2 separate regions of the Homo sapiens genome follow, and region 1 is linked to region 2. A link is a loop called in an ENCODE intact Hi-C map of the cell type or tissue named here. Cell type or tissue: transverse colon. All regions are shown on one strand. Each heading gives the region's core, and the rest is flanking DNA. Links, peaks and the distances in the headings are about the cores only. Region 1 holds the start of GDI2 (GDP dissociation inhibitor 2). Region 2 holds the start of LOC105376380 (a long non-coding RNA gene).

Region 1 (13,949 bases), core at 5,950-13,949, 270 kb before region 2:
TTCACTGCAACCTCCGCCTTCCAGGTTCAAGCCATTTTTCCACCTCAGCCTCCCAAGTAGCTGGGATTAGAGGCATTTGCCACCATGCCCAGCTAATTTTTGTATTTTTGGTAGAGACAGGGTTTTGACATGTTGGCCAGGCTGGTCTCAAACTCCTGACCTCAGGTGATCCGCAAGCCTCGGCTCCCAAAGTGCTAGGATTACAGGTGTAAGCCGCCCCACCCAGCCTATTTCTTTTTTATTTTTGAGACAAGTTCTTGCTGTGTCGCTCAGGTTGGAGTGCAGTGGTACAATCACAGCTCACTAAAGCTTTGACCTCCGGGGCTCCAGTGATCTTCCTACTTCAGCCTCCTCAATAGCTGGGACTACAGGCATGTGCCACCATGCCTGGCTAATTTTTGTATTTTTTGTAGAGATGGGGTTTTGCCATGTTGCTCAGGCTGGTCTCGAACCATCTACCTGCCTCAGCCTCCCAAAGTGCTGGGATTATAGGCATGAACCACCACACCCAGCTAGAAAATTTATATTAGATATATACCCAAGAATAGGTTGTGGGGACATAGGATTTACACATATTAAATTTAAACTACCAGATTTATTTCCAAAACGGCCATGGCAATGAACATTTCTGAACCCTTAACATGATAATTGGCGCTGGGACTCTCCCAGAGGAGAACGGAATATGCAAATTTATATGACCGTGGAACTCTTTCCTTGGAAAGCATCCTGAGGCTCTACTTCCTCACAGAATGCTGGGAGATACTGCTGTTGATTAAGCAGGAATGGAGCACTGTTTGGGAGATGGGGAAAGATTAGTTTCTATTGAACCATCTTTTTTTTTTTTTTTTTTGGAGACGGCATCTCGCTGGCTAGAGTGCAGTGGCGCCATCTCGGCTCACTGCAACCTCCGCCTCCCAGGTTCAGTTCAAGCGATTCTCCTGCCTCAACCTCCTGAGTAGCTGGGATTATAGGCATGCACCATCACACCTGGCTAATTTTTGTATTTTTAGTAGAGATGGAGTTTCACCATGTTGGCCAGGCTGGTCTCGAACTCCTGACCTCGTGATCCACCCGCCTTGGCCTCCCAAAGTGCTGGGCTTACAGGCGTGAGCCACTGCGCCTGGCCTGGAAAGATTAGTTTCTATTGAGCCATCTTTTCTTTTTTTTTTATTCATTCTTTTTTTTTTTTTTTTTTTTGAGATGGGGTCTTGCTCTGTCACCCAGCCTGGGGTGCAGTGGCACGATCTTGGCTCACTGCAACCTCTACCTCCTGGGTTCAAGCGATTCTCCTGCCTCAGCCTCCCGAGTAGCTGGGACTGCAGGCACACGCCACTACGCCCAACTAATTTTTGTAGTTTTAGTAGAGATGGGGTTTCACCATGTTGGCCAGGATGGTCTCCATCTCTTGACCTTGTGATCCACCCAGCTCGGCCTCCCAAAGTGCTGGGGTTACAGGCGTGAGCCACTGTGCCTGCTCGGAGCCATCTTGTTTTCAACCTAACAGGGTCGTGCTATATAACCCTCACTGCAGAGCGAGTCCTTATTTGCTGCCTAATGCAAAAACTTGCTTTTCTGTTATCTGGGAAAAGACAAAATGTCCTTTCTAATACTTTGTTGTTAATTTCTAACATGAGTCGAGACTCACCCTGGGATTTTTTTTCCACAGCTATGAGCAGGTGAGATTCAGTGATCAAAACTGTGACTATTCCAGTAAAACAGGCGCATTTGTTCACCAACTACTGATAAGAACAACAAGACTAGCATTCAGTTTAGACAAGCAGATAACACTATATTGTTACAAAGAAGAGGACTGATTTTAACTTTTTTTTTTTTTTTTTTAAGCCAGGGCCTTACTCTGTCACCCAGGCTGGGGTGCGGTGATCTTGGTTCACTGCAACCTCCACCTCCAAGGCTCATGCCATCCTCAAGTGATCTTTCCAACTCAGCCACCACACCCGGCTAATTTTTGTATTTTTTGTAGAGACGAGGTTTCATCATGTTGCCCAGGCTGGTCTTGAACTTCTGGGCTCGGTGATCCACCCACCTTGGCCTCCCAGAGTGCTGGGATTATAGGCATGCGCTACTGCACTTGACCTGATTTTAAGATTTTTTTTTTTGAGACTGAGTCTCGCTCTGTTGCCCAGGCTGGAGTGCAGTGGTGCAATCTCGGCTCACTGCAACTTCCGCCTCCCGGGTTCAAGTGATTCTCCTGCCTCAGCCTCCCGAGTAGCTGGGATTATAGGCATGCGCCACTATGCCCGGCTAATTTTTTGTCTCGAACTGCTGACCTCAAGTGATCCGCCCACCTTGGCCTCCCAAAGTGCTGGGATTACAGGCGTGAGGCACTGCACCTGGCCTGATTTTAATATTTTTACATAAAAAATAATAATTAGCTATCGAAGGTAAAATGGCTTTGAAAATGTATCAATCCAAAGTAGGGTATGTGGAAGATAACCTGTCCTAACCATGAAACAGAACCTCTGTGAAGACAGGGCCCAATTCTCCTAGTTCAGAAAGGCCTAGCCCAGCACCTGGCACAGAGGAGACATGATAACACAGTGTCAAACAAATACATTTAAAAATTGCATATTTTCAGTTTAAAGCCCTTATAGTGGAAGATTTTCAATTAAAAATTGTCTTCTCATCTTCTGCTTATGTAAGATTAAATTTTTTTTTTTTTTTTTTTGAGACAGAGTTTCGCTCTTTCGCCCAGGCTGGAGTGCAGGGGCGCTATCTCGGCTCACTGCAACCTCCGCCTTCTGGTTTCAAGTGATTCTCCTGCCTCAGCCTCCCGAGTAGCTGGGATTACAGGTGCCTGCCACCCTGCCCAGCTATTTTTTTTTTGTATTTTTAGTAGAGACGGGGTTTCACCATGTTGGCCAGCCTGGTACTGAACTCCTGACCTCATGATCCGCCTGCCTTGGCCTCCCAAAGTGCTGGGATTACAGGCATGAGCCAACGCGCCCAGCTGGATTAAATTTTTTTTTTTTTTTTTTTTTTTTTTGAGACAGAGTCTCGTCCTGTTGCCCAGGCTGGAGTGCAGTGGCAGGATCTGTACTCACTGCAACCTCCACCTCCTGGACTCAAGCAATTCTCAATTCTCCTGCCTCAGCGTCCCGAGTAACTGGGATTACAGGCACTCACCACAAAGCCCGGCTAATGTTTGTATTTTTGGTAGAGACGGGGTTTCACCATGTTGGCCAGGCTGATTTCGAACTCCTGACCTCAAGTGACCCACCCACCTCGGCCTTCTAAAGTGCTGGGATTGCAGGCATGAGCCACCATGTCTGGCCTGGATTAAATTTTTTTAAAGGTATGTAGATATCCTAAATACATCTCTGGGAAAATGTCCCCTAAACCACCCAAGAGTCAGGGTACATAGAATCAGGATAGAAAGCTTCATGTCTAGGATTAAGGACATGGAACTGACACCTGTATTAGGGTATCTGTCCATCCTTTCCACAGGCGTGGATTTCCGGCAGCCATATTTCTGTCACATAATACTGTTAATACCGGACTGATTAATTGAATCAAGTTGGATGCAGGCCCCAAGTTGGGCCAATCAGATTATCTCCTCTGGAAATTTGATACTGAATGATGAAAACCAAGCTAGTCTAGCTCAGTGGTTCTCCACCAAAGGCAATTTTTGCCCACAGGGGACACTGGCAATGTCTGGAGCCATGACGATTTTCACGACTTGGAGGTGAAGTAGAGTGGCTGCTACTGGCATCCAGTGGGTAGAGGCCAGAGGTGCTGCTAAACACCCTACAATGCGCAGGACAGCCCCACGACAAAGAATGACCTGGCCTAAAATGTCAATTGTGTGAGGCTGAGAGACTTGGCTCTAGGTTTGAGCTCTAGGTTTGAGCAAGGGAAGCCAACAAAGTCAACCATAGAGAGAGAAAAAAATCAAGAAGTTGCACAGAGGGGCTGAGCTTAGACACAGCGAGTTTTCTAGTGCCTGATTCCAGTTCCTTCCAGAGACCGGACTACATTTTTGCCCCTTTATTCTTCTAATAAATTGTCCTTTATACCTAAGATAGCTGGATGTGGTTTTAGTTAACTTGTAATCAAAATCACTTTATTTATCTATTTATTTGTTTGTTTGTTTATTTAGAGACGGAGTCTTGTTCTGTCGCCCAGGCTGGAGTGCAGTGGCATGATCTCAGCTCACTGCAACCTCCACCTCCTGGGTTCAAGTGATTCTCCTGCCTCAGCCTTCCGAGTGGCTAGGACTACAGGCGCCCGCCACCATGCAGGCCTAATTTTTGTATTTTTAGTAGAGACGGGGTTTCACCATGTTAGCCAGGTTGGTCTTGAATTCCTGACCTCAGGTGATCTGCCCACCTTGGCCTCCCAGAATGCTGGGATTACAGGCGTGAACCACGGCGCCTGGCCCAAAATCACTTTAATTAACACAAGAAGTATTCAAGTGAATGACTAAAGTGACCTAAGAAACACTAAGGCCTGGGCAGCTTAGAGATCACTCTAGTCTTTAAGATGATACAAAGAAATTAAATGAAATAGTCAGTGGTCATTGCTTATCCATGATAGTCGTGCTAGAATGAGTTGAAGCTTTTTGAAGAGCAAATGCATGTAAGACATGCCTGCACCATGCTTACCAGCCTTTTGGGAATCAGGACACCTGGCTGACTTGCTCTGCCACTATGCACAAGCCCCACTCAATGCCACCAACTCCGAGTCCTTCTATACAAAGCGCCTCACAGAGCTGCTACTAATTACACACTTCCAAGTGATTTCTATTGGAATTGTATTTTCTATTTCCATGTGTATATCAGGTTAGGTGCTGATTTCATTCCCCCACGTACAGAAATTCAATAAACGTTGTGTTCTATGGCAAATAATATAGTTTGGATATTTGTCCCCTCCAAATCTCATGTGGAAATTTGGTCCCCAGTGTTGGAAGTGGGGCCTGGTGGGAGGTGTTTTTGGATTGTGGGAACAGATCCATCATGCATGTCTCAGGGCCGTCCTCACGATCATGAATGAGTTCTTGTTATTAGTTCCTGCAAGAACTGGTTGTTGAAAAGAGACTGGCACCTTTGTCTTTCCCTTCCTTCCTCTCTCACTATGTGATCTCTGCACATGGCACCCCTTTGCCTTCTCCCAGGAGTGGAAGCTTCCTGAGGCTTCACCAGAAGCAAATGCTGGTGCCATGTTTCTTGTACAGCCTGTAGAACCATGAGCCAAATAAACCTCTTTTCTTTATAAATTACCCAGCTTCAGGTGTTCCTTCATAACAACATAAGTGGACTAGAACTGCAAGCCACTGGAAATGGTCTTTAAAAAAAAAAAAATTCAAGTGTAAAAAAATTTATCAGGCAGCCTCCTGAACCAGAATAGGTTCAGAGCAACTCCTGGAAATGGTCTTTGATACTCAATTTTTTCCCACAAGTTATTTTTTCCTTTATCTAAATTGAAGAAATATTGTGAATGAATTCATTTGTCTACATGTATGTTTTCTTAATCATTTCGGAGTCATTGACCCTTTTGGGACAATGGAGCCTGTCTCTGAAAATAATGCCCATCCAGTACAATTATACTCGAGTTAGGAACCCCTGCATTAAATACTTTTTCTTTTTCTTTTTCTTTTTTTTTTTTTTTTTTTTTTTGAGACAGAGTCTTGCTCTGTCACCCAGGCTGGAGTGCAGTGGCACGATCTTGGTTCACTGCAACCTCCGCCTCCTGGGTTCAAGCGATTCTCGTGCCTCAGCCTCTCAAGTAGCTGAGACTACAGGGGTACACCACTGCACCTGAGTAATTTTTTGTATTTTTAGTAGAGATGGGGTTTCACCCTATTGGCCAGGCCGGTCTCAAATTCCTGACCTCAGGTGATCTGCCTGCCTTGGCCTCTGAAAGTGCTGGGATTGCAGGTGTGAGCTACTGTTTCCGGCCCACTAAATACTTATTAACTGCCTACTCTGAGCTAGATGGTGATGGAAAAAAAAAAAAAGATGAATAATGTAGAGTTCTACCCCAGAGCAGCAAACACCCAGTTACAAGCCAGGGTGATACATGGTAAGAGAATACTATGGGAACCCGGCATAAAGGAATTTCATCCAGATTAGGGGATCCAGGAAAGATCCCTGGGGGCTGTGACATGTATACTGAGACTTCAAGCAAGTAGGAGAAAGCAAGGCCCACCCGAAGGATGGGGGCAGGGGTGGGTACATTCCAGACAGAGGGGAAAAGCATGCAGAAGGGAAAGAGCATGGCAGGTGCATGGAACACAGAAATGTTTGGTGTAGCCCAGCCAGTCATTGGTCTGTTAGTTCCCAGCTCCATTCTTGGTTTCGTCTGTATATCTGGGACTGAGAGCCTGCAAAACACATTTCCCAGATCCCTTTGCTAACTGGCTTCTGGCTAGGTGCTGCCAATGGAAGGTACTGGTGGAAGACTGGAGCCAGGAGGAGGAGAGACACTAAGTCCCCTGCTTTGGTGGCACTGCCACCAGTGGTAGTAGCCACCCCAATGAGTGGGGACCCCGGGGCCCAGCAATAGCTGTGGCAGGAGTCACTTCAGTAGCTTCAGAGACAGAAGGACTCTGGCAGTGGCAGTAATGGTGGTGGATGACTTCAGGTTCCACTGGCCTCAGCAGCACAAATCATTGGGAAACACAAGCGCAGGGCAACAGCAGTTTCCCTCTTGCTTCAGCCTAGAGTTTCAGGTAGTTCTACATCTGTGGGCAATGTTATTTTTTGCCACTCCAGCTCTTTCAACAGTTTTGAAATCAATTCCCTACATTATCTCTGTGTAAAATACTTAAAGTAGTTCATGTCTTTCTGACTGGATGCTGACTAATACAGCAACTGAATCAGAAACTATGATGAGTAGTTCCAGCTACTTGGGAGGCTGAGGTGGGAGGATCACTTAAGCCCAGGAGTTCAAGGCCAGCCTGGAAAACATAGTGAAACCCCATCTCAAAAAAAAGAAAAAGAAAAAAATGAACATGGTGAGGGGTGGAAGAGGGTTGCAGTGAGAGATTTGGTGGAATAGGTAATTCACTCAAGTTCATGTTAGGAAACGACCAGGTGTATGGACTTTATCCTAACAGCAGTGGAGACCCATGAAAGATCTTAAAGACATGGTCAACTTGGTCACTTTTGATTTTTATAAAGATCACTTGAGCTATAATACAGAGAACAGGTTTGAGCCACCTGAACTGAACACCAAATGTCCCAATAGGAAGCTGGGGCCAGGATCTAGGAGAGAACTTGCTGGTCTGCACTCGGGTTGTGGCAGTGAGGTTGAAGAGAAGGGACTGGAAGGATTTTTATGAGGTGGAATGGCCAAAATTTAATGGGGTACTGTGGCAGATTAAAGATGGCTACCACTGGACATGGTGGCTCACGCCTGTAATCTCACCACTTTGGGAGGCTGCGGCTGGCAGATCACTTGAGGTTAGGAGTTTGAGACCAGCCTGGCCAACATGGTGAAACCCCATCTCTACTAAAAATATAAACATTAGCTGGGTGTGGTGGTGTGTGCCTGTAATCCCAGCTACTCAGGAGGCTGAGGCACGAGAATTGCTTGAACTTGGGAGAAGGAGGTTGCAGTGAGCCGAGATTGTGCCACTGCACTCCAACCTGGACAACAGAGCAAGACTCCATCTCAAAAAAAAAAAAAGATGGCTACCAATTTATTAATACTCTTCCAACGGAGAGACAGGCTCTACAGTTCTTCCATCTGAATTTTGGTGTGCTCTGTGATTGCACTGACAAACAGAACAAGACAGAAGTGACTCTGGGCCAGTTTCTGGGCCCAGGCCTTAAGAGACAAGCAACTTCCACTTCTTGTTTCTTTCAACACAACCACTCTGAGAAGTGCAAGCCAAACAGAGAGGCCACGCATAGCTGCTCTGGTTGACAGCCCCAGCTGAGCTCCCAGCCGATGGCCAGCCTCAGCTGTCAGCCACGTGGTTGTGCCATCTTGGATGTCCAGTCCAGTAAAACCTTCAGATGACTGCAGCCCAGCCACTAACTGAAGCCATCTGAAAGCCCAGGCAATTACCACCTGGGTGACCCATTCGATCCGTAAGAGATAATAATATGTTTTTTTTTTAAGCTGCTATTTTTTTTTTCAACTTAAGCCACTAAATTTTGGGGGTGGTTTGTACACTAGAATAGAAAACCAGAATAGATGTGGAAGGAGAGAGAGACAGCAGAACCAAGGATGATATCTAGAATTCTGGTTTGAGCAGAAATAAAGACTGGAAGTAGGGCTGGGTGCTGTGCTCCCACCTGTAATGCCAGCACTCTGGGAGGCTGAGGTGGGCGGATCACTTGAGGCCAGGAGTTCAAGACCAGCCTGGACAACATGGTGAAATCCTGTCTCTACTAAAAATATAAAAATTAGCTGGCCATGGTAGCTGGCGCCTGTAATCCCAGCTACTCGGGAGGCTGAGGCAGAAGAATCACTTGAACCCGGGAAGCGGAGGTTGCAGTGAGCCAAGATCCTGCCATTGCACTCCATCCTGGGCGACAAGAGAAAAACTCTGTCTCAAAAATAAATAAATAAATAAATAAAATAAAGACTGGGAGCAGACAAACAGTTTTTAGGGGATGGTTCTGGGTGAATGATCATAAGCTAGGAAATATATATTTTTGGAACTATATTAAAATTCCTTTCTAGAGATCCCACTATGTTCCCTCTGCAGCATTAGCTATCCAGGTTTTACACAGGTTTATGTTTTATAGATACCTATCTCTAAGACTCTTTAAAATATTAGTTTTAATATCTCTTCCTAGAAGAAAAGTTGTATTTCTCCAAAGTATCAAGAGGAACTGGGGCCTGGCGTGGTGGCTCACACCAGTAACCACAGCACCTACGGAGGTTGTGGTGGGCAGACTGCTTGAGCCCAGGAATTCAAGACTAGTCTGGGCAACAAGGTGACACTCCATCTCTACCAAAAATACAAAAATTAGCTGAGCATGGTGGGCACATGCCTGTACTCCTAGCTACTCAGGAGGCTGCGGAGGGAGGATCACTTCAGCCCGGGAGGCTGAGGCTGCACAGAGCTATGGTTGTGCCACTGCACTCTGGCCTGGGCAACAGAGTGAGACCCTGTCTTAAAAAAGAAAAAAGGAAACTAGTACCAATATCATCATATTCAGTCCTTGTTGATCTAGGGCTCAACTTCCAAGTCCCCTATTCATTTGTCAAATATTTACTCATCCTCTACTAGTTGCTCAGCCCTTTACTGGCTGTCCAGGCTTCATATCCCTGCCCCTATGGAGTTTACATCCAATTTGAAAAGCAAAGAACAAGTGAAGAAAATAATTACCCCCTCTAATAAGAGCAGTGAGAAACAAGCAGGGTACTGATAGAGAATGATGGTTGAGGGGAAAGCTGAGACCTAAGGAAGTGGAAAAAGTTAGCTGTATGAAGAAGTGCAGGGGGAAGTGAGGGGTGGTAGCCATGGAACCAAGAGTACAAAGGCCCTCGGGTGGTTGAAAGCTTGACCAGATTCTAGGAACCGAAACACATGCATGTTTGGGGTTTAATGATCAAGGAGCCAAGGAGCACTAAAAAATAGAGTTGGAGAGACATACAGAGGCTAGATTAAGGTATTAGGTCATATTTAAGGATTTACAATGTATCCCTTTTTTTTTTTTTTTTTTTTTTGAGATGGAGTCTTGCTCTGTCTCCCGGGCTGGAGTGCAGTGGCGCCATCTTGGCTCACTGCAACCTCTGCCTCCCAGGTTCCAGCAATTCTCCTGCCTCAGCCTCCTGAGTAGCTGGAATTACAGATGTGCACCACCACACCAGGCTAATTTTTGTATTTTTAGTAGAGACGGGGTTTCACCATGTTGGTCAGGCTGGTCTCGAACTCCTGACCTCAGGTGATCTGCCTCAGCCTCCCAAAGCACTGGGATTACAGGCGTTAGCCACCATGCCTGGCTAGGATCTACAATGTATTCTAAGTACAAAAGATATACAGAAGCCTGAACATGATCTGATGCGTGTTTTTAGAAGATAATGGACAGAACAGATAGGAGAAGAGGAAAAAGAGAGGGAAAAAAGCCTGTTGAGAAACTGCCACAGTGATGCAGGAGAGAAAAAGATGGTCTGGGCTGAGGTTCGCTCTCATTTTCTTTCCTTAGATTAAATCTCTCCTTTTCAAAGGGCAGATGGATGCTTAGTAAAAACAGATCAGCAAACAATTATTCCCATGTACCCAAGTATAAATAAGACTCCATGGATTCCTGCTTTGCATAAAGGTTTGAAATATTTTATTTTATTTTTTTTTTGAGACGGAGTCTGGCTCTGTCACTCAGGCTGGAGTGTAGTGGCGCGATCTTGGCTGACTGCAACCTCAGCCTCTCGGGTTCCACTGATTCTCCTGCCTGTCTCCCGAGTAGCTGGGACTACAGGCATGTGCCACCACACCTGGCTGATTTCAAGATTTGAAATATTTTAAAGATTGATGGTGTCCTGGTTTGATCTTGGGTTTTGGCACCAAAAAATAAAATTAAAAATAAAGATTGATGTTTACCACTCATCTTCACCAACCAACCTACTTCCCCTAAACCTAAGGTTTCACTGTAGCAGGAACTACCATCTGTGGCATGAGATCAACTCAACCAATTAGTGGCTTTCAAGCCTCTTCACCTTAAGCAGTATTTGTCATCTACAAGTTCCCTTGCAACTGGAATGGGTGGGGTGGAAGATCCAAGAAAAGCACAGAATTTTCTTTTTTTGAGACAGGGTTTTGCTCTGTTGCCCAGGCTAGAGTGCAGTGGCATCATCATGGCTTGACCTTCCTGGGCTCAAGTGATCCTCCCAGCTCAGCCTCCTGAGTAGCCAGGACTGCAGGCTCATGCCACCATGCCCAGCTGATTTTTTTTTTGAGACTGAGTCTCGCTTTGTCACCCAAGCTGGAGTGCAGTGGCACGATCTTGGCTCACTGCAACCTCTGCCTCCTGGGTTCAAGCAATTCTCTGCCTCAGACTCCTGAGTAGCTGGGATTACAGACGCCTGACACCACGCCCAACTAATTTTTGTAGTTTTCGTAGAGACGGGGTTTCACCATCTTGGGACGGGTTGGTCTTGAACTCCTGACCTCGTGATTCACCCGCCTTGGCCTCCCAAAGTGCTGGGATTACAAGCGTGAGCCACTGCACCCAGCCTGCCCAGTTTTTTTTTTTTTTTTTTTGAGACGGAGTCTCACTCTGTTGCCCAGGCGGGAGTGGAGTGGCGCGATCTCGGCTCACTTCAGCCTCCGTCTCCCGGGTTCAAGCGATTGCTCTGCCTCAGCTTCCCGGGTAGCTGGGACTACAGGCACGTGCCACCATGCCCGGCTAATTTTTGTATTTTTAGTAGAGATGGGGTTTCACCATATTGGCCAGGCTGGTCTCAAACTCCAAACTCCTGACCTTGTGATCCGCCTACCTCAGCCTCCCAAAGTGCTGGGATTACAGGCATCAATCACCGTGCCCGGCCTCCAGCTAATTTTTTTTATAGGGACAGTGTCTCTGTTACCTAGGCTCTACAGCACAGGCTGGTCCCAAGTGATTCTCCCATCTCCCACTCCTGGCCCCAAGTGATCCTCCCATCTCAGCCTCCCAAAGTGTTAGGATTACAGGTGTGAAGCACTGTGCCTGGCTCAGGTACAACATTTTAGATGCACTCAGTCCGTTAAGGCTTAGTCCAGGTTTGATTGTTATTGTCCTTCTGTTGGGCCATAGGGCCTGTACTGTGAACTAAAATGAACTTCAGTGTTAAGTAAGGAAGGGATCCTTATTAGCCTTAAATTCAATTCCCTTATCTCAGTGTCTTCAAGTTTCTCACAACTCTTGAGTATCGATAAAATAGTCTTCACCTAAAACATGGTTAACATAATTCAGTTGACATGCTTAAATTTCTCTTCAAGAGCCAGAGGCTGATGGCAATTGTGAAAAAAGCTCTTTATTGTTATTGCTAATAAAAAAAAAAGGGCCAATAGTCAGGTGTGGTGGCCTGTACCTCTTGTCCCTGCTACTGGGGAGACTGAGGTGGGAGGATGGCTTGAGCCCAGGAGATCAAGGCTGCAGTGAGGCATGATTACACCGCTGCACTCCAGCCTGGACGACAGGGTGAGATTGTCTCAGAAAAATAAAGAAAAAGGGTTATTTCATATTGGTTCAAAAATATAGGTAGTATGACCCCCTGATGACTTGAAGACAGAGCAACAGAAGGACCTTCTTTAGTCATCATTAGCTTAGCCAAAAGAAAAGTCAGTTACACTCACTGTTGCATAATCAGTTGTATGGTCAACTGTGCACTAATTCATTTGGTCACAAATATATACAATCAAATTAAGGTTGAATGTAAATTTAAACTTTACTTTTGCTTTCTTCTCCCCTCCCCCCCAGAAAGATCCATGGTCCAATATAACATATCTTCTTCAAGTATTTATGGGGTAAGAAACATTTTAAAAAGTTGTTACATTCTTTCCTCTATCTTAATGATTTAAATATGAGCAAGTTCGGTCTATCAAGGCAGGCTCTGAATAGCTACTATCGAGAAGTATTTGAGGAGTTCTTGAATGCCAAATCTTCATTGTCTGCTGACTCTGCAGATTTATCACGTGCTGAAAGCACAGGTTTTCCAACTGTCAACGTCTTTACGAAATTCACCTGCTTAGGCTTTCGTGGGGTCGGCCTCTTGGAGCTGAGAACACAGCTTCTGCTTACACCTGTGTCCTCAATGAAGCCAGAGATTCCTAAGAGAATTCTAGAAAAAGAGGAGCGGGGTAGAAGGCAAGCAAGGAACAGTTTCTAAGCTTAGGGCCTAAACCTTTGCATACAAGGATCAGCTACCACGTTTACAGCGGCTTTAAGTTACAGCCCTCGGTAGGTGCAGATCGGCTTCCCAATGAAACCTGGCTTTCACTTTCATCTCTGTTAAGGGTTACCTTTTCAAAAGAAGCCGCTTTTCCTCCTACCAATTTCCTAAAGCGCCCACCGGCAACGCACTAAACAAGGAGGGCACAGAGCGGGAAAAAGGACACGTGTGATTTCCGAACTCTTCCCGGCGGGCTCCGGGCCCCGGCAAGCCCAGCCCCGCGGGAGGAACCAAGGCCGCCACCCCCGAGAGGCAGCCCGGCCCGCGCTCCTCGCCCACGTGGCCGCCGCACGCGCCCGCTCAAAGTCCAAGGGCGGCGATCCGGCTCTGGGACCTTGGACCGAGCGAGCTCCCGCCCCGACGGCGGGAGTCAGAACGGTGGTGGCCAGCAGTCCCCGCCCGCGGCTCCGTGCACCTCCACCCCGGCCCGCGCGCCGCCTCCCGAACCACCGTGGCAGAGGCCGCAAGGGGAACCGGAAGCCAAAATGGCGACGCCCCGCCCTTTTCCTCTCGCGAGAGGCGGGGAAGGAAAAAAAGTTGTGCGAGCGACGGGGACGTAACCAATTAGAGTGCCGGGAGCGCCTGATTGGCGGCCCTCCCGGCGCCTGCAGGCCCCGCCCCGGCTGCGGAGGCTCAGTCACAGCCCTCCCCTCCTCGCTCCCTCCCCTCCTCTCCCCGCCCAGTTCTTCTCTTCCCGTCTGAGGTGGCGGTCGGTCTCGCCTTGTCGCCAGCTCCATTTTCCTCTCTTTCTCTTCCCCTTTCCTTCGCGCCCAAGAGCGCCTCCCAGCCTCGTAGGGTGGTCACGGAGCCCCTGCGCCTTTTCCTTGCTCGGGTCCTGCGTCCGCGCCTGCCCCGCCATGAATGAGGAGTACGACGTGATCGTGCTGGGCACCGGCCTGACGGTGGGCGCCAGGGCTGAGGGGCCGGGGCTGAGCAGCCGGGGCGGGCGCACCCCCGGCTCCTGCACGGCCCGCGGGTCGCAGCTCCTCGGGGGTCTCGTTCTGCCGTCAGCCGTAGTTTTCGGGACGGGAGTCGTGGCTAGGGGCGCGGGCGGGTTCAGGGGCGCCCCGCGTCCCGGGGCGAGCGGGCGGCTCCCAGTGTGA
Region 2 (15,391 bases), core at 2,584-10,583:
CCCACCCTGCTCAGACCCTGGGCTTTTTATTGAAAGGCAGTGCCAGGCACACTCTGATGGGTCTTGGGGGAGACCAAGGGTGCCCTGCTCAATGTCAGCCCTGACTCTGTGCCACGTGCACTCAGCTCTGCCACGGAGGTGCATGGCTCTGTAGACGTGGACGGTGAGCTGGGGAGGAAGGTGGTCTTGGAGAGAAATGCCCCATGGGGAGCTGAGACCTGTGTGTCATGGGATCATCCTGGATTTGGCTTAAAATCCACGTGGCTGTGGAAATCCCAGGGTGCACCGAGGATCTGTGGGGGAGCAGGGGTAAGTCCAGGTGAACCTCGAGCTGTTCTCAGCCCTGAGGTTTGGGTCACTCCGAGAGCACTTGGGTCTCTGCCGAACGGCACAGATCATTCTCAGGCCCTTACAACCATCCGGGTCACTCTAGAATTCCTTTTAGGACTCCTGGGCTGGGCTGTGGCTATTCAGGACTCTGGGTAAGAGCCCTTGGAGTCACCTGGGAGGTAGAATCGCCATTTTCTAGCAGCCATCTTGAATGGCAGATTCCCTGCAGTTCAAGCTGGGGCTGCCCAAGGGGTTCTGGGGGGTCCTGGGTGCCTTCCAGTTGCCCCTCCAGGTGCACCCCCTCCTCCCCCAGGACACTGACCGGCGGGGGCCATCGTGGGGGACCTTGTGCTCTCTGGCTCTGGCTGGCTCAGCCAGTGGGAGCCTGTGGGGCTGGGAGGGAGGAGGGTGTGATGAGGCATCTCCTTCCCGCTGGGCTCCTCCCCACCTCTTTCCTCCTTTTCCAAGTCCCCTGACCATCCCTCCCCTATCTCTCCAGGTCTCTTAAATTACCACGGTGCCAGCTACATGGCCCGGGTGGGTGGTTCCCCACACTGCCTACCCCTTCATACCTCGCCCCATTACACCCTCCTGGAATCATTCTCACTGGAGGCTGCACCGTTTCCTGCTGCCCACGATGAACAAAGCAGGAAACTGTCTTTTCCAGACTTCCCCACGAAGTGAGGTTTTGACGACCTCATTCTCCAAGAGCAAACCCAGCCCCTGGAGTCCGTTCTTTCCCTGCGCGCGTGGACACCCCTGCAGCAGTGGCTCCTTTTGGTGGCCGCTCTTCAGACACGTGCTAGAGAGCAATCATTGATGACAACGTTTTCTTTCAAAAGGCCCAGAAAACAAAATTAAATCTTGGGACTCGAAGCTTCCTGGGCCTGTGCCACGAAGGCCCATGCTTAGCCGGTCTGGTGCCAGGCTCTGTGACGTGTGGAAACCAGGCCCACCGACCACACAGCAGTGGCTGAGGATGGCTCCCTCCTCGGCTACTCTCTGAAATGGTAGAGGCCACTCTCATGGCTGAGTGGTCTCCGCCGTTCTGCAGAGGTGTGGATAAGAACAGGAGTTCCTGCTTGTCTCCTAGGGGTCCGTATTGAACGTTGGCAATCAGTGGAAATCCTGTCTCAGGCCCTCTCGGGGCCCCACACTGATCATTGTATTTAAATCCTCCCAGTGTCCTGCAGACACCTACCTCCCAGACCAAAGAGGGACCTTGCTGGTGGCCAGGAAACAAGCTGAAGCACAGAGAGGAGAGAAAGAGACAGAGTTGGGTCCTCGGGTCACCTTAAAAGGCTGTGAGACTTTTTGCCAGGGCAGGGCCTGGCGGGTGGTGGAGATGCAGGATGAAGGACTTAAGGAGGGATCTTTTACTTTCAGTGTGAAAGTGACCTGTGTTTTTATGAGGGGGCTAGAGAAATACTCAGAATCTGAGAGCAGGCAGTTGGAGTGGGATCTCAGCAAACTTCCGTGTCTGCATGGTCCTGCAACCATCGCCCTGGACAGAGGTCTCAGCTGGGTAGAGATGGACGGTTGTCAGGGCACAGCCTGTCCTTAGGGGGTGCTAGGAATGGGGATTGGGGTGAAGAGGAGTTCAGGAAAGAGGGGTGAGGCATGGGGAACCTGCTGGCTTAGAGGATGCAAAGGGGCAGGTTTTATGGACGCTTTATGCAGGTCCCTTTCATAAAGATACTTGCCCAGCCTGAGCAGAAACCCACACCCTAGAGTTTGTTTCTTCCCTGTGGGCACCCCCCGCCCCCGCAGCAGCGGCTTCTTTCAGTGGCAGAGGCTGACTCTTTTTGCAGCTTCTCCAGCACTTGCAAATGCAACTTCCTTGCACCCACTTCAGACACTTTACAGCTGGAACCCCTTCCTTCAAGGTTAGGGGCCCAGGCCCACAGCCCCTACCTCCAAGTTTCCACGTTTGAAGAATCCCAACCTTTTCCCTTTGCCTCCTCAGCCTCAGGGGTGACACCTCAGAGCTCCTGTTTACCTCTTTAGCCACCAGGTTAGTAATTTTACACCCATGCAAGTGTGTACAGGAATCTTCCGGATCCAAGTGGCTGGTGTGGGCGTTGTCTTCTGTCTGAACCCTGGCCCTTGTCTGTGCAGATTCCTCCCCTCCTGTCCGGGAGAGAAGAGACAGTTTCGATGTCATGTGGAGACAGGAGGCTGTGGTCAACGAGGGGAGGCTGTGGTCAACGAGGGGAGGCTGTGGTGGGGGGTGGCGTTCTGAGTCACTTGGCTGGCTTGGGAATGTGAGCTGGGCCAGGTGCACCTTAGAGAGCCTGGGTGGTGCTGGGGACCTTCAGGCTCTGGAGTCCTGGGTGACCCTGACAGGTGCATGTACCCACATCTCCTTGGCCCCTGTCTCTGTTGCTAATGTCCCTGCACAGACCCCCCCCAGCCGTCATTTACAGATTCCCAGCAGTGAAGCACACGGGCTTAGGTTAAAATCACTGAGCCCCTTGCACAGCGGCCTTCTGGTCCCCTCTGCTGTAAGGCAGGACCACCTGTCAGCCCCTGTCTTCTGGGGACCCCACTAGGCCTAAGAGATGAGGCTGTGGGGTTCTGTCTTCTGGAGGCCCCACTAGGCCTAAGAGATGAGGCCGGCGGCGGAGGTCTGGCCTGGAAGAGAAATGTGGTGAGTCACCCCAGGCCTGACAGATTCACTCAGACCTGGTCCTTCTGCTCCTAGGCTGAGCCATCTCTCAGGGACCCTCCTGCCCTCCTTCACCTCTCACCTGGCCTGCCCCAACCAGTTCTCCAGGCAAGCCCAAACCAGTTCCACCTGGTTTGTGACTGTGTTTGGAAAGAGGGTCTTTGCCGAGGTAATTAAGTTAAAATGAGGTCATGTGAGTGGGCCCTGAGCCAGTCTGATGGGTGTCCTTACAGGAAGACATTAGGACTCCCAGAGGGTGACTCCAGGGGCAGGTGGCTTGGAGGACTGGCCGTGCAAGGAGGCAGCAAAGGGGCGGCCATCTGCAAGCTGAGGGCAGAGGCCTTGGAGGAAGCAGCCCTGCCAGTGCTGGTAACTGTGAGTGCATCTGTCTCTGTTGGTCAAGCCGGCAGCCTGGGGCATTTTGCTGAGGCCGCCCCAGCCGCCTAGCATAGTCGCCAATAAGTCCCCGAGGTTCTGGTGTGCTCTCTGGACTAGTTTCCTGGGGTGGCTGCAACAAATTGCCACAAACACAGTGGTTTAAACCACGCAAATGTCGCTCCCGCAGCCTGCAGGTCGGAAGTCCAAACCAAGGTGCTGGAAGGGCTGGTTCCTTCCGGACCCTTCAGGGGAGAATCTTTCTGCCTCTTTGGCTTCTTGAGGCCCCTTCCTGGCATTGCTTCTTTCTCCACTGACTCCTACCATCAGCGCTGAGTCCTGCCTGCCTCTTATAAGGTACTTCTTTCTCCACTGACTCTTACCATCAGCGCTGAGTCCTGCCTGCCTCTTATAAGGCGCTTCTGGGATGACTCCTGGTGCACCCAATAATCCAGGGTCATCTCTCCAGATCCAGGTTCATAACCCAATCACCCCCACAAAGGGAGGTCACGTGTTCCCAAGCTCCAGGGATCAGGAGGAGGGCATCTTTGGGGGTGATACTATGCAGCTGACCACAGCCTCTCTCCACCTGGGCTCCCACACCCACCCTATTCTGCAGATCTTCAGAGGCCACCTGGGATGTCAGAAGCTTCCAGGAACCAGGAGGTAGCTGCATCTCCTGTCCCTTCCCTGAGTCACCTTGCTGGACTCCACAGTGTGGTGCAGACAAGAAGCTGCAGGGGACAACATGGAAGGAAGCGGGGATGGAGGAGATGGAATGGGATGGGCTCTGGGCCCGGCCAAGCAGAGCAGGATAGGGCTGAGAGTCATCTGAGCACAGGTGGTTCAAATGGCAGAGAAGCTCCACGCTGGAGCGGGGAAGAGCTTGGGCTTTCCGGCCAGAAAGCGCAGGTTTTGGCCACGGCTCTTCTGCCACTCACTAGATGTGGGAGTTTGGAGGCGTTACCCGAGCTCTGAGCCTTACTTTCCTCATCTGAAAAATGGGAATAATGGTAGGGTTAAATTAAACCAAATTTGGTCTGAGGATGCCTCTGCACTTTGAGTCCAACTGCGACCTTAGCAGCAAATGAACTGCAGGCCTAGCTTAGGAGTGTACTTTTGTAAGAAATAGCCGAGTCTTAGCCAATCACAGCAGCTGAGCTTCTATAAATCGCAGGTGGCTGCTGAGTAGTCCATGTTCAAACACGGCAAACCAAGCTGTGACCAATGAGCTGTCTCTGCAGCTCACTTCCATTTTCTGTCTATAAACACTCCCTGCCCACACTGTGGAGTGGAGCTCAGCCCTTGGAACCTCTTCTGGTCTGAGGGCTGCCCACTTCATGAATCCTTTGCTTAATTAAACTCAATTCATTTCAAATGAAACTCAATTGATTGCTAGATTAATTTAAATTTAATTCGTCTAAAGTTTTCTTTTAACAGTTCCTACCTTGTTGAGTTGTCGTGGGAATCAAGTGGAAATTTCTTTTTCACATGGAAAGGGCTTAGCATAGCCTGGCACGTGCTGAGTGTTCAGTGCACACTGGTTATGATGATCACAGTTAGTGTCTCCATCTTTGGTCTGTTCAGCGCTACAGTGTTTGGGGGCCAGCTAGGCAGTGCTGCAGCTGCAGCTCTGTGTGTGTGTGTGTGTGTGTGTGTGTGTGTGTGTGTGTGTGTGTGGAGGGGGCTGTGAGATTGGCGGGCTCAGGAGAAGATGACTACTAGCTGTTGCCAAAGTTTCTTTTCTGCAAGGGAAAGCCACAAGTCACTGGCTCCAATGTGGACTTTTAAAAGGCCTTCCTTCCTTTCTCTCTTACTTCTGGGGAGCCCATGGATAGGAAATGGCACTAAACTGACTTCATCTCTGTACCCTGATGCCTCCATCGCCCTCAGAGTTTACGCCCTCGATGAATCACTTAGAGTGAACTGGGAGCTGTGTATGAGGTGACGTCACCCTGAGATAGAGCTCTGTGGTCACTGGGAGGTGGCTGTGTGCGTTATCTCCCTGTGGCATGCCAGGAGGCGTGTGTGTGTGCACGAGTGTGTGTGTGCATGCATGTGCATGTGTGTCTTTGTGTGTGTGCAAGTGTGTGTATGTGTGTGGATAAGGGAGAGGGAGGGAGGGAGCTGGGCTGTCTCCCCTTCCCCACAAGTGGACCCTGCAGCTCAGAGCCGGAGGTGTGAGCTGAGTTTGGCGTTTGTATGTTGCTTGAGTTGGAATTTGAACTCACAGGGGACAGGAAAGGATGCCTGTCCCCAGGACTGACTAACGACATCAGGCCTGGCTATTGAACTTCCTGCTCTGCAGATCCTGGGTTCTGGGAGGATGAGGAAAGGATGAGCGAAGGCTGGGGGATCTCTGGGGTGGGGGTGGACTCAGTGAGTGGAAAGAGTAAAGGTGTTGGGGGTGGACTCCCTGTCTGTGTGACCGCTGGCAAAGTCCTTGACCTCGGCCAGTCTGCGTTTCCTGATCCAGGCAGTGGGGACATGGTCCTTTCCCTCAGAGGGGTGGTGAGGATTCAATGAACTCCTTTAGGTAGAGCTTGCTCAGGAGCATCAGCTGTAACACCTGTCCTGGAAGGTTGCTAGGTGCCCTCACCCTTTGTTCTGTGCCCACCTCTCTCCACCCCCTCTTCAGCCCGGATCCAGACGAGGCCTGGGGAAAGTCTCCCAGAAAGCGCCCTGACCAGGGCGGTGCCAGCTGGGTTCCTGTTTGCCTAAACCCAAGCAGCAAGCTCTTCAAAGGAACCTAACAAACCGGACAGAGAGCTTTGTTTTTTTCCTCACAGCAAAGGAGACAGAAAAGTTTGCTGAGTAAGTCAGACACCATTAAACTCACAAAAAGGCTCTTTGTTCCGGCCTGAGAGGGGGTGAAAAAAATAAGCGAAGTGGTCGAAGGGCGTGTGTTTGCTTCCGTGTTCTTGGAGTGTTTGGGCAGGGCTCACCCAGCTCACTCTTCCTGCTCTCCCCCATCTCTGAGTCCTCTGCCCCTGGTGATCCCACCTGTTATATCAAAAAATTGCACCACGGCCCAGCCAGAAGGAACGGCTAAGGGCTGTTAGTCCAGCCAGAGTTTCACTTTTAAAATGATGCTACCTAGTACTTAAGTTAGACGCTCCCGCAGGGCTTTCCTGTGCTTTTTCTTGTTGGAAGTGATGTGACCGAGGCTCTTGCCAAAGGTCAGTTAGTTGCTGTCTGAGCTGGGCTTGGGACCAAGCCCCTCGTACCCAGCCTGTTGTCATTTACTGTCATCCCTAGTGCTAGCTGTGGAAAAGTCTGCTTGATTCTAACCCTTTTGTCTCTAGTACAGTGAGATCTATGCTAAGATTTGTTTGTCCTCATTAAATTATAAATTCTTCCAGGCAGGTCACTATGTGGCTGGTGCCCCCCTGCAGTTGTGCAGTGTGCAACCTGTCAGACTGAACATGGCAGCCCTGCTTCTGGGGTTAATACAATATTATTGATTCATTCTTCCAGCAGATGGAACAATGCCTGTGGGGGGCAATTATGCCTTTGCTTCTAAGACTCGTGCTTGTAATGCCCAAAATCCAGTGTCACTGAGCCCAGCTGTGCTGAGAGAAACCAGCAAGTGGGCCAAAAAGAAAAGGTCTCCTCCTCCCAGACACACTGGCTGCTGGAGAAAGCCTGTGTGTTCTTAGGTGGCTGGGCTAGGTGGGGGCAGGCTCATGGGCAGGGGAACCAGTCTCTTAGGTGGGCATTTCTGGGGGGCTCTCATGGGGTGGAACTAACCAGCCAGGCCCAGTTCTCTCCTTTGGCAGCCAGAGAGGGGAGAATGTCAGATGTTTGTGCCTTGACTCAGCAGGTGACGTTGTGAACATTTATGAGCTTTTCTTCCTTTGGGCTCATTTCTTTATCTGTTAAAAGCAGGCAGGGCAGTGCCCAGCCCGCACCTGCCCAGAAGGACAGACAAAACATAAAAGGGCGGGGTGATTGTGAAATATCACTGGGCATTGTTCATGTCAGAGCTCCTGGTGCAGTGCGATGCCCAGGACTTTGTGTGGGCAGGGCTGGTGCTGAAGTGCAGGAGAAGACTCAGCTCTGGCTGAGCAGGCGCTGACCCACACTGCTGCTCTGTAACTCACACCGTTAACAATGGAAAGCGTTGCCTTGTTGTCTGTTTTGTGCATCCATGTTTTCATTCCGATTTTTAGTCCACATCTCTGGAGGGCAGAAAATCTGTCTTATGCTTCTTTTTCCTTCAACTGCATCCTTGGGAGGGTGGTAGATAGAAGACAGACATTCTTTACACAGGTGAGGCCCGCAGGAAGAACCAGGGCCAGTCCTCATGGTCATCACACACCTGGAGAGGGAGGCTTCTGTGACTTTGTGTGTGGTGACAACGCTGTGCTGCTTGGTCTTCCGAATGGTTGGACAGCCTTTGGCATGTGCTCTAGGACGCCCAGAGCTGCAGGTTGGCCTTGACTCCTCTAGCCTTGCCAAGTCCCTCAGGTAGATCAGCCCACTGGTACCTTCAGCCGGCCGGCACCCTCCTGCCCAGGTGGGGCCATGCCTCTGTTGGCTGCACTGTCTTTCAGGAGGGTGTCCTTGGCTCTGGCATTCTGGGCTCCTAGAACAGAACTGCAATGGTTTTCCTCAGCCTGCGTTCCTGACTTCTGTCCAGCTTGTGGTCTGCCTTGTGGCTCCCTTCCCTGGGGACCGTCCCCTCTGTCCCCCACCAGGAGGGTCATGCCTGCCACACACTGCTCCTAACAACCCGCCCTGTGATGGCTCTGGCTGGTGACCCGCAGCTGCTGGCCAGGCTGGGCTGAACCCGGATGGCTGCGGATCAGCAGAGCACGCGCCCCACCGCGTTGGGCCTGCTCTCGGATATGCTGCTGGTGGACTGACTCATAACTAGCGCTTCCTCTCAACAAAAACAAACACCCAGGGAGAGACTCAAGGGCCCTCCTTGGCTAAACAATTCTTGAGATTGAGTTGGAAGGGAAAACCCATTACACAAAGGGCTTTGCAGGGGAAGAGGGGAGAAGGCGAGAAGCCAGAACAAACACAAGAAGGCCCAAGCCACCCAGGGACTGGGAGAGGGACTCCGGCTCAGGTGGGCGCGGCCATATCCACCTTTTTGGGACTGAGACACTGAGCACATTTGCTCACTGCTTTCCCTCCGACAGCTGTTAAAGCTGGTGCTTTGAACCCAGCCCTGGGCAGGGTCCTTGCTGGCTCCGGGAACCTCCATTCTTGCTGGGCTGACCCTTTGCACAGCGGGCTAGGGCAGCCCTGGGTGTGGGGCTCCAGCTCACAGACAGTGTGATCATGAAATGAGGAAAGTGTGGGCTTTGGAGTCTGTGAGACCTGGCTGCAAAGGCTGCTCTGCTGGCCCTAGCTTTATGGGCTCAGGCAAGTGACTTAACCTCGCAGAGTCTCAGTTTCTTTATCTGAGAAATGGGTGGTGATGCCTACTTGGGAGATTGCTGTGAGGATTAAAGATGACCTATGTACAGTGCTGGAACATAGGAGGCAGTTACTACCTAGCAGCTAATCTTACTTAATTAAATATCTTCCCCTCTCAAATAAACCTTCTGGGTCTAGCAAAGAAAGTTGAGTAAGATACAGGCCTTCTCCACTGGACACACACAGCTCCTTGGGGACCATCTGGTGGGATCTCATTCCCAGGCCCCAGGCCAGATGCTCATCAGCACCCAGTGAGGCCACAGCCAGCCCTGATTCCAGGTCACTGGCCCACCTCTGGTCATAGTGGCCTCTTCTGTCTTCTCATCATCCCACAGTTAGGCAGGACCTCCCATGAACCAATGGAAAAATGCCCAGTAGTACAGATGCCAGCATGCTGACCAGGGAACAGGCACAGGTCACCTTGGGCTCGGTGTGGAGCCATCAGCTGGCCAGGGGGACCTCACTGTCCTCCTGGTTGCAGAGGAAGGCACTGGGCTTGTGGGAAGAGTCTTAGAGAAAAACTTTGCAATGGGGCATGGCCACAGGACTGAGGGCCAAGCAAAGACTACTGATGAGAATTTCTGTGGGGGGAGAGTTTCATTTCAATGGAAGGAAGAACTTTTATCAGTAAGAACAAAAACTTCACTGTTGAAGAATAGATTCAAGGGCACCTTCACCTTCTTTGTCCCTCCTTGACTTGGCCACTGGTGGTAGTGTGTGTGCACATGTACGTGGGTGTGTGTGTGTTGTTCAGCTTAATAAATAACACATCAAAATCATGCAGTGCAGTCAAATTCATATGAGAAAAAAATTTGTTTGTTCTCAAGTTCTGTGAAAGTAGATATACCTGAACCAGCCAACCACTGACCTCCAACTACCAAGTTCTGCCAAAAGTTGTGACACTCAGAGGACAAACCAGTTAAGCAGTGTTTGTCAAAAAATATTCCCTGGACAAGACTTATTCCTGTCTGGGTGTGTCCACGTTACAAAAGCATGTCTACACCACATTGCTACATCGATCTTCAGAACGTCTGAGTGAAGTAGGCAGGAGGGTATTGTCTTCCTTTTGCAGAGGAGGAAATAACTTGCTCAAGGTTACATGGCCAGCAAGTAGCAGGCTTGGGAGAACCAGGTCTTCTGGCTGCTTCACAAAGCCTGATCTAGAAAAGGAGGGGGCTGCCTCGTGAGTCCCGTGGACCCAAACTGAGATCAGATGACAGAGGATCAGATCATGGAGACCTTCTGGAGTTCATAATTGTACCATGAAAGCATTGTCCTGCACGACAGTGAGAGCAGAAGTTGGCACAATTTTTAGATGTGTAATTTGGCAATATGAATCAGAAACCATAAAGGTGACTATGGGCTTTGACCAATTATTTTCATTTCTAGGACAGTGTCTTCAAGAAATAATCAGAAATGGGCACCAGGTTAAAAAGTTACACATAGGGTTACCGTATGACCCAGCAATTCCACTCTTGGTGTAAGCCCAAGAAAATGAAAACATGTGTCCACACAGAAAAATTGTATGTGTTTATAGCAGTACTATTTATACTAACTGAAAAGTGAAAAGACCCCAATATTCACCACTATTGAAAAAATAAAATATGATCTATCCATATAGTAGAATATTATTCTGCTGTAAAAAGGTATGAAGTAGTGATATTTGCTGCAACATGGATGACCCTTGAAAACACTGCGCTAAGTGAAAGAAGCCAGGCACAAAAGACCACATCCTATGACTTTGTTTATATAAATCCAGAATAGGCAAATTTGTAAAGCTAAAAGTAGAGTAGGGTTGCTTAAGTTTGGAGTAGGAAAGTTGGGAAGATGCAGATTCATTGCTAATGGGTATGATGTTTATTTTAGCAGAACAAAAATATTCTAAAATTAGATTGTGGTGAGGGTTGTACAACACTGAATTATTTTTAAAATGTTAAACTGTACACTTTAAATGAGTGAATTACATGGTATGTGACTTATATCTCAACAATTTTTTTTCTAAAAAAAAAGGGCACCAGGAAGTTCTTCTCATCAGTTTTCATAATAATAAAAAAATTTGAAACAATCCAAGCTCATAAGGAAAAGAAATAATCAAATAATTATAGTACACCCATAGTTGATGTATAAAGAAATCAAAAAATATAATACATAAAAATATTTTAGACAATGAGAAAATGCTCATGAAATATTAAAAATTATAAAATACAAATGTATGTTTAGTGTGATTTCCATTTTATTTTAATTTTTAAAAATTAAATGTTTTATCTTTTAAGAAAGAATTTTAAGAAAGAATGCAGAGATCCTGTGTATCTTTCACCAATTTCCCCAGATGGGAGCAGTTTGCAAAACTGTAGTACAAGACAGCAACCAGGACATTGACCTTAATATGGTCAAGCAACAAAACATTTTCACCACTGCAAGGATCACTTGTGTTGCCCTTTTATAGCCATGCCCCCTTTCTTCCTGTGCCATTCTCACCTTAATCCCAGGAAACAGCTAACCTATTCTTCATCTCTATGATTTTGTTATTTCAAGATTGTTATAAATGGAATCATATAGTGTGAAACCTTTTGGGACTGGCTTTTTTCACTCTACATAATTCACTAAGACCCATCTAGGTTGTTGCACTTATCCTTAGTTCGTATTTGTTTAAAAACCTGTACACAGCGTGTGTAGTAGTTTTATTTGTAATAGCCCAAACCTGGAAGCAATCCAGAATTCTCCAGGGAAACCATCTGGGCCTGGAGATTTCCTTTTTTAGGAGGTTAAAAATTACCAATTAAATTTCTTTAATAGTTACAGGGCTATTCAAATCATCTACTTTATATTTGATGAGTTGTTATAGTTTACATTTTTCAAGGAATTGGTCTATTTCATCTAAGTTGTCAAAATTTACGTGGATAAAGTTTTTGTGGCATTCCATGAGTATCCTTTTGATATCTGTAGGGTCTATGGTAATATCCTTGTTTTATTTCTGATATTTGTAATTTATGTCTTTCCTCTTTTTTCCTTTGTCAGTCTTACTAGAAGTTTACCAATTTTATTGATCTTATAAAAAAACTAGTTCTTGATTGATTTTCTCTATTTTTTTCTGTTTTCAATTTCATGGAGTTTGGTTTTTATTTCTTTATTTCTGCTTTCTTTGGATTTACTTTTTTTTTAGGTTCTTGAGGTGGAAGCTTAGATTATTTATTTGAATTTTTCCTTTTTCTAATATATTCATTTAGTGCTATGAATTTTCCCCTCAGCACTGCTTTAGCTGAGTGCCACAAATTTTGATATGTTGAATTTTCATTTTCATTCAGTTCAATGTATTAAAAAATTATCTGGAGACTTCCTCTTTGACCTCTGGGTTATTTAGAAGTGTGCTATTTAGTTTTCAAGTGTTATGAGATTTTCCTATCATTTCTCTGTTATTGATTTCTAGTTTGATTCCATGTGATTGGAGAACACACGCTATAAGATGTGAATTCTTTTGAATATGTTGAGGTTTGTTTTGTGGCCCTGAATATAGTCTATCTTAGTGTATATATTTTGAAGTATGGGAAAATGTTCATGATATATTATATAAAAATATAAATTATAAAATGTGTGTATAGTGTGATTCCAATTTTATGTTAACTGCCCTTTATTTTCCTCCTTATCCTCTTCTGAATTATCTAAAGTTAAGAATTCTACCTTTTATGATCAGAAAGTTTTTTTTTTTAAATGGAAAGAGCAGTGGGTAGTGTGTCATAAGATACAAGTTTAAAAACTGGGCTCTCATTTTCTAGCAATGTGACCCAGGCACTGCATCTCATTTTATCTAATTGAGCCTCATTTCTAAAATCTATAAAATGGAAATAATAAAATGCCCACTTTATAGAGTTATTGTATTAAACAATCCAAAGCCAGCATTTATTAAATGCCCAAGCAGTGTGCACACGGTATGGTGGTGTTTCTATTACAGTGAGGAAGCTGGACTCTTTTATCTCTTGGGTCCCTTGCGACTATTTGCTTTTAAGCCTCTGTGATTCTTTCACTGAGGAGCAGACAGAAGTCTGAAACATATTGTGTCTGTGGACAGAACTCTCCATAAATTGCTGTTCTCCAGATATTTCTGGAAGCCTGGGAGTATAATTGGGATGTAACAAATTTGGACTTTTTAGCAATGTTCCAATTTCAAATGTTCTGTCCTCTTGCTCCCCTAGTATAACAGTAATGTTTTCACCATGCAATTTCATTTCTGGTTAGAAAAATGTGGATATTAGGTTAAAAGATTCACCTGAAAGGAGAAGAAAAATTCTTGGTTGTCTGCCATACCCTTTACTAGAAACCTTTCCCCTCTTCTTAGGCCTGTGATTGTTCTCCAAAGCAGGTGATTGTAATCAAGCTCCCAAGAACCAGGTTATCAGTCAGTTTTACAGCCCTAATTTCTCAATGGCAGGAAAGGAGTGGGGCCTGTAAGATGAGTCAAGGAGGGACAGGGTTTCCTTGGTATTACTTAATTTTAAAGTCCTTTTCCCTGCCCATGCATGACTCCCAATCCACCGCTGGGCTGGCCTCTAGAAGAACCGCTGTAGGAGCTCTCACCCTGCCAGGGCCACCTCCGGTCTTCTCTCTGTGTCTTCCACCCTTCCTTGGCCAGCAGACAGTCTTCTGGTTTTAGAAGTGTCTTTTCTTCCTACTTGTGTGGTATTCCCTTCCAAATCCACCCTATCCATGTGGATGGAGTCTTCTTGACCAAGAGAGCCAGGGTCCAAGCTTTTCTAAGGATATTCCAGAGGATACTAGGGTCTATTCAGCCAATGAACCCTTAGCCCTGCTTCCAGACTCGGTGTACTACCATCCCTCTCAAAGCTCCCTGTTCATCCAATGTGTAGTATCTACTGATAATTCAGCATCCCGTGCCAACCAGTCATGCCCCACTCTGTGATCTTAGGGTGGCGGATGCCTATTTATACATTGCCCTTATTTTATTTTACACCCTTTATCACCTGGGTCTGTGAGTTTCTTGGGTTCAAGGACTTTTCTCATTTGTTTTTGTTTATTTTGATCAAGGTAAATATATAGCATAAAATTTACCATTTTAGGTACACAATTTGGTGGCATTAAGTGTACCATAGTCTCAATGCCTTAGTCTCAACACTAAGTCACATGAAATCAAACTAGAACTGTCACCACCATCCATTTCCAGAATTTCATCATCCCAAACGGTAACTGTCTACCCGTCAAACAACAACCCCAGCTGGGCGCAGTGGCTCATGCCTGAGGTCCTAGCATTTTAGGAGGCCGAGGTGGGCAGATCACTTGAGTCCAGGAGTTCCAGACCCGCCTGAGCAACATGGTGAAACCCTGGCTCTACAAAAAATACAAAAATTAGCCAGGAGTGGTGGTATACGCCTGTAGTCCCAGCTACTGGTGACGGGGGAGGCCTGGGAGCTGAGGTGGGAGGATGGCTTGAGCCTGGGGAGGCGGAATCTGCAGTGAGCCGAGATTGCACCATTGCACTCCAGCCTGGGTGACAGAGTGAGATACTTTCTGAAAAACAAAAAAACAAACCAAAACAAAACAAAACACCCCAACAAACCCATTTATTTTTGCATCTTCTGTCTTCTATGTGAGGACCTTTGCCTAGCACACATCCAGGCAGACATATTGTGACATTGTCCACAGACATGAGACATACTGTGAAGGTGCCCTTGAGTTGTGCAAGACAGTGGTCAAGCTCCCATCCCACTTCTTAACACATGGCGGGACCTTAAATGTTCTTAAAATTGAACCAACCGGAAAGCAGGATATTATGGGCACACTTTTAATCCTTGGCTCTTGGGGTAAACTGCCCTCAAGAAAGACCTTGACTTTCACCCTGGGGAGAAGATCTCTCTTTCATGGCCTTCCAAATTCTGCGATCTGTGGCATTAATTCTGCTCAAATTGATTTCATTTGTCTAATATTTTCAGCCTAATGAGACAGTGGGCTGTGCTACGTGACCGAACCAGCAACTAAAGCAACAGGGCCTTCCCCTTGGGGTGTCCATTCCCCAGGGTCGGGCGATAGGAACTTCCTTCCAAGCGACTGAACCAGCAGCTACAGCAACAGGGCCTTCCCCTCGGGGTGTCTGTACCCTACGGTCAGGTGATAAGAACTTCCTTCCATGCGGCTCTCGTCTTTGAAATCATGACTTTAATGGTGGTGATAAGACCACAGAAACTTTTGCTACTTGAATCCTCTCAAGGGCAGCTTAGAAAAAGTCAATTTTGCTAGAGACATGGGGAGACACAGAACTCCTCCATATGAAATACATCATCCCTGTTTTAGGACAAAAGAGCGGGTCTGTGGGTATGAAGTGGACGGCACCCTCCTCCCTTCAAGCGCAGCCCAGCCCTCCTCTCCCCTCCTCTCCTGCAAGGTGTCGGTGATTCCTCCGGCTTGCCCTGGGCTCTCCCTTCTCAGACCAGGCGCCTCTGTGGTCAGCATTGTGCGTCTGGTTGCTTACATGCCCCTGCTTGTTTACGGTGATTGTTTTGTGTCCACAGATCCTGGAGAATGAGCTATTTGAGGAACAAGACTTAACTTTGCTATGCATAGCTCATCGAGGACGTTCCA

Evidence for each region. Peaks named below come from ENCODE experiments on the same cell type or tissue, not always from the same donor. Only the 100,000 strongest peaks of a DNase experiment are listed, where the experiment ranks them.
Region 1: it touches region 2 in a loop (10-fold over the local background); 2 of 110 quality-filtered maps call a loop at or near these places.

Annotation. Positions count from the first base shown.
Region 1 is chr10:5,813,013-5,826,961 of GRCh38, reverse strand. It overlaps GDI2 (GDP dissociation inhibitor 2), which reads left to right and starts at 13,528. Exons shown (of 11, transcript NM_001494.4): 1 at 13,528-13,748. The coding sequence starts at 13,704. It overlaps LOC124902367 (a long non-coding RNA gene), which reads left to right and starts at 13,765. Exons shown (of 2, transcript XR_007062041.1): 1 at 13,765-13,949. RefSeq lists enhancers at 8,040-8,089, 9,188-9,307, 9,328-9,397, 12,758-12,857, 12,921-13,513 and 1 more and silencers at 13,058-13,237, 13,298-13,567, 13,708-13,949. In transverse colon, for the core only: no CTCF peak of the experiment used is centred there; a DNase peak (open chromatin) is centred at 13,401; H3K4me3 peaks cover 1,681 bases; H3K27ac peaks cover 2,146 bases.
Region 2 is chr10:5,538,983-5,554,373 of GRCh38, reverse strand. LOC105376380 (a long non-coding RNA gene) reads left to right here and starts at 2,297. Exons shown (of 4, transcript XR_930611.3): 1 at 2,297-2,344; 2 at 3,232-3,373; 3 at 3,564-3,730; 4 at 3,993-4,756. RefSeq lists enhancers at 1-349, 350-873, 7,503-8,002, 14,739-15,238. In transverse colon, for the core only: no CTCF peak of the experiment used is centred there; DNase peaks (open chromatin) are centred at 5,353, 6,283, 7,333, 8,283 and 2 weaker places; H3K4me3 peaks cover 907 bases; H3K27ac peaks cover 6,743 bases.